Linked DNA regions of Homo sapiens: region 1 is linked to region 2. Evidence: read pairs that join two places in POLR2A ChIA-PET (ENCODE). Cell type or tissue: Panc1. All regions are shown on one strand.

Region 1 (2,500 bases), 92 kb after region 2:
TCTCAAAAAAAAAAAATAAAACAAAATGGCCTGGCTCAGTGGCTCACGCCTGTAATCCCAGCACTTTAGGAGGCCAAGGTGGGCAGATCATCTGAGGTCAGGAGTTCAAGACCAGCCTGGCCAACATGGCAAAACCTTGTCTCTACTAAAAATACGAAAATGGCCTGATGTGGTGGTGCATACCTGTAGTCCCAGCTACTCAGGAGGCTGAGGCATGAGAATTGCTTGAATCTGGGAGGTGGAGGTTTCAGTGAGCCGAGATCACGACACTGCACTCCAGCCTGGAGCGAGACTCTATCTCAAATAAAAAAAAAAGTAAAATAAAATAAGGGAATATCTAACTGTAGGGTTGATTAAAATGCAACCTGTAAAGTGTGTAGGAGAGTTCCTGGCATTTAATAGATGCCGAATAGCTGCACCTGTTAGCTGTTTTTTCCCCAGGATATTATAGATGTGGCTGTGGCTTGGGAGGGGAGACGATGTGGCTGGACTGAAAGGTCATCATGCCAGTATTTTTAATGGGGGTTGGAGAGAGATACATATTGTGAAAAAGCTCCAGTGATTTTTTTTTTTTTTAAACCCTGGTTGTGAACTACTTGCGTTGATACTGGATTTTGAAAAACCAAAGGCTTTAAACTCCTGGTTATGGACATTTTAAAAAATTATTTTTAATTGACACAATAATTGTACATATTTATGGGGTGCATAGTGATGTTTTGAAACACAGAGTTTATAGTGATCAGATTAGGGTAATTAGCCTATCAATCATCTCAAACATTGACCATTTCTTTGTGTTGAGAACATTCCATATCCTTCTAGCTATTTGAAAGTATGCATTATTGTTTAACTGTAGTTATCCTAAGGTGCTATAGAACATATTCCTCCTATCTAGCTGTAGTTTTATATCCTTTAACAAATCTCTCCCTATCTCCTTCTCCCAACCCTTACCAGCCTCTAGTAATCTCTGTTCTACTTTTTACTTCTGTGAGTAAGCTAGCACAGCCACTGTGGTCAACAGTATGGAGGTTCCTCAAAAATCTGCAAATAGAGCTACCATATGATCCAGCAATCCCACTACTTAACTGGGCATTTATCCCAAGGAAGTCTTTTAGGGGTTCATAGGAGGAACTCTTTTCTCTGCCAAATGCTGGGTTCTGACTTGGATAGTATTTGGATTTGCTACTGGACCCACTGTTTTTATCGTCCAGACATATTCTGTGGGGAATGTGATATTCTGTGGGGAATGCGGTTCAGAAGTGGTCCACAGAATGTTTGTTATTAGTCCATAATGATAGAAGGCTAGAAACGAAGAAGAAAGTTTAGAAATTTTAACAATAATTTGACAGTGACTGATCTAGTAATAAACAATGGTGTTTTAATTTTACATGCCTTTTAAAATTTCATTTCCCCAGTACATTGTCAGTGAATTTCACAAGTGTTAGTCCAGTGGATGAATTAGAAATAATAATAATTTTTAAACCAGTCCTGAGTACTACTTTAAACTGAGTGCTCAAAAATAGCTGCAGCTCCAGAGCCAGCTGTGGTAGGCTGGCACAGTGACTCACTTTGGTAAAAATCCTGGGCAATTGAGAGCAGTCTTTGACTCTGAGGAGTAATTACTTACAAAAGTTGACAAATTCCTTAGCAAAGTAATTTCCAAAGGGAATTACTAGAATTCTAGAATTGCTGTAAGAGGAGAGGCTACTCTTGTTTGTCCTGTGTGAGAGGGATTCTCAGCGCCTGGGGCATTAGCAATGCATTTGCCGTATTCAGTGTGAGATGGGGTTGGTGGTCATTTATTCTGAACACCTGAGCCGCAGTCATTGAGTAGGAAACGGATTACACATAGTTATGAAGTTCACTTGTAGAGGAGAAAAACAATAGTTCAAGAGGAAAACATTTGAAAATACTTCCTTGTAATGTCTTAAATGAATTTTAGTGCCAAATATTAAAAGTTTTTGTGTTTTTTGTTTGTTTTTAATTTAATAGTCAATATAATCCCACTCTAAAGTGAGGGAGCCTTCTGCGGCTGGAAGTGGTGGGGACAGATAAGAGTATGTGAGGTGGAAAGCCTCCAGCAGCTCCTGACCCTTGTACGAGTCCTGTGTGTTGGGATGGAAGGGCATGGAGGCTGCCCCTTCTGCTCATTTTTTAAAAATACATGTTTTTATAAAAATTCTAAAACAGTTGTGTACGAATGAAATCTGTCAATTGACCCAAGCAGTTTTTTTCATTTATTTGAGATAGGGTTCCTGTCACCCAGGCTGGAGTGCAGTGGTGTGATCTCAGTTCACTGCAGCCTTGACCTTTCAAGCTCAAGCGATGTTCCTGCCTCAGTCTCCTGAGTAGCTGGGACCACAGGTACATGCCACTGTTTCCAGCTAATATATATATATATATTTGAGACAGGGTCGCATTATGTTGCCCAGGCTGGTCTCAAACTCCTGGGCTCAAGCAATCCTCCCGCCTTGGCTTCCCAAAGTGCTGGGATTGCAGGCGT
Region 2 (2,500 bases):
GCACGGCCACTGCAGACTCCAGAGCCCTGCTTCAGGCCTATATAGATGGTCACTCTGTGGTCATCTTCAGTAGGTCCACATGCACACGCTGTACTGAGGTAAGGCTTTAAACTCAAGGGGTTTAAATGGAATTGAAGGAATTTGACAGACTTTTGAGCTCAAATGTAAACAACTGGATTTTACCTTTAGGAAGAGTGTATGTAGGCTGGGCGCGGTGGCTCACACCTGTAATCCCAGCACTTTGGGAGGCCAAGGTGAGTGGATCACAAGGTCAAGAGATCAAGACCATCCTGGCCAACATGATGAAACCCCATCTCTACTAAAAATACAAAAATTAGCCCAACGTGGTGTCATGTGCCTGTAGTCGCAGCTACTCGGGAGGCTGAGACAGGAGAATCACTTGAACCCAGGAGGCAGAGGTTGCAGTGAGCCGAGATAGTGCCACTGCACTCCAGCTTGGGGGACAGAGTCAGACTCCATCTCAAAAAAAAAAAAAAAAAAAGGAAAAGTATATGTAGGTGTAACTTGCTTCAGAGTAATTGTAAAATGTGGATTTGATAACAAAATATTGTTTGAATAATCTTTCTGAGCTTTTGGGAAGTATGAGACATATTCAGGTAGTCGAGGTCAGGGAAGGTTAGGGTGGGGGAGTTACCAAACCGGTTGATTTGCGGCCCTTTCAGATATGTCTGTAGGGAATATTTCATAAGGAATGGTTACTTAGGGTACTACCAAATTTTGATAAATATCTCTTCATGCTTTGGTTTATTATGGGGAAAATAACTTCACAAAGAATAAACTGTTTCCTACTTGGTTCTTAATCTTAGATTATCAGAGAGAAAAGGTCAGTGGTTACAGCCAAGGGGAGGATTAGTTTAGTCCACCCTGAATAAACCAGGGTGGACTTAACCATTAACGAAGGTGAGAATTGAAAGGCAAACCTGATCTGTCTGGTGCTTCATAGGAAGGCTGAGGGCATTTAAATGTCACTGAAGTTTAGCTCTAGGCCTACACAATGGAGTCTTAGGTAAATATAACTGGCCATCTGTCCAGGTTCACTGAGAGGTTAATTTATTATTTTTTATATATATATATATATATATATATATATTTTTTTTTTTTTTTTTTTTTTTTTTTTTTGAGACGGAGTCTCGCTCTGTTGCCAAGGCTGGAGTGCAGTGGCGCGATCTCAGCTCACTGCAAGCTCCGTCTCCCGGGTTCATGCCATTTTCCTGCCTCAGCCTCCTGAGTAGCTGGGACTACAGGTGCCCGCCACCACACCCCGCTAATTTTTTGTATTTTTAGTACAGACGGGTTTTCACTGTGTTAGCCAAGATGGCCTCGATCTCCTGACCTTGTGATCCACCTGCCTCGGCCTCCCAAAGTGCTGGGATTACAGGCGTGAGCCACCGCGCCCGGCCGATTTTATTATTAAGTTTAATTTTCTCTCAACTTGTCTGCCCCATGACTTACTTTCCAGATCTCAAGGAGTTTGAATTCAGAAGTCTTTTTATTCTGGAAGCCTTACATAGAAATAAATGGGCTTATGGGCTTTTTGGACTCTCTCTCTCTGTTTCTCTCTCTCGTTCTGCATGTGTGTGTGTCTGTGCACACGTGCACTTTTTTCCCAAGTAAAGAAAAAGGAAGGTGGGCGGCAAAAACACTGAGGTACGGAGACCCTTTCATCCTTGTGTCTCTCCTGAACACATTCTGCATCGATGCCACCTTAGGCTTCATCCCTATCAATATGATAGTGATGCCTTTCATGTAGGACATCATATTGGGAGTAGGATTGCAAAGAGGCAGAAGACACAGTCCCATCCCTGGGGGTTTAGCTCAACTGAGGGCAGAACATAGGCTTAAGAAGAAAAATGATCTCAGATAACCCATGCTAAATTCTACATGATTGGACAGGCAGCAAGTGCTAGAGAATTTAGAAGAGGGCTGGGCATTAGAAATCTGCTATGTAATTCTTGGCCTCTAGGGGCTTAATTATGTAGCTCTGCAATTCTTATCTGCTTTTGGGACCTACTGCCCCTCCCCCGCACCGCCTGCCACTTCCTTTTTTTTAATCTTTAAAATGAAGGGCTTGAACTAGTTGCTTATTGAGGGTTTTTTTGTTTTTGTTTTTGAGACAGAGTCTCGCTCTGTTGCCCAGGCTGGAGTGCAGTGGTGTGATCTCGGCTCGCTGCAACCTCCGCCTCCTGGTTCAAGTGATTCTCCTGCCTCAGCCTCCCAAGTAGCTGGGACTACAGGTGCACACCACCATGCCTGGCTAATTTTTGTATTTTTAGTAGAGATGGGGTTTCACTATGTGGCCAGGCTGGTCTCGAACTCCTGAGCTTGTCGTGATCCTCCCACCCCAGCCTCCAAAAGTGCTGGGATTATAGGCGTGAGCCACTGCGCCCAGCCTGAGGGTTTTCTTAGTTCTGAAATTACGTGCTTGTCTAGTCTTTTTCGTTACCAAACAGGTTAAGAGCCTGGACTCTAAAGTCAGAGT

The links. Peaks named below come from ENCODE experiments on the same cell type or tissue, not always from the same donor. Only the 100,000 strongest peaks of a DNase experiment are listed, where the experiment ranks them.
Region 1: POLR2A ChIA-PET joins it to region 2 with 9 read pairs; 3 of 35 experiments call an interaction of 5 or more read pairs at or near these places.

Annotation. Positions count from the first base shown.
Region 1 is chr12:104,343,795-104,346,294 of GRCh38, forward strand. All of the region lies in intron 16 of TXNRD1 (thioredoxin reductase 1), which reads left to right. Among named protein-coding and RNA genes, the nearest start is that of EID3, 41 kb to the left of the region's middle. In Panc1, no CTCF peak of the experiment used is centred here; no DNase peak of the experiment used is centred here.
Region 2 is chr12:104,251,581-104,254,080 of GRCh38, forward strand. It overlaps TXNRD1 (thioredoxin reductase 1), which reads left to right. Exons shown (of 17, transcript NM_001093771.3): 2 at 1-98. Among named protein-coding and RNA genes, the nearest start is that of TXNRD1-AS1, 28 kb to the right of the region's middle. In Panc1, a CTCF peak has its summit at 1,979; no DNase peak of the experiment used is centred here; H3K27ac peaks cover 1,793 bases.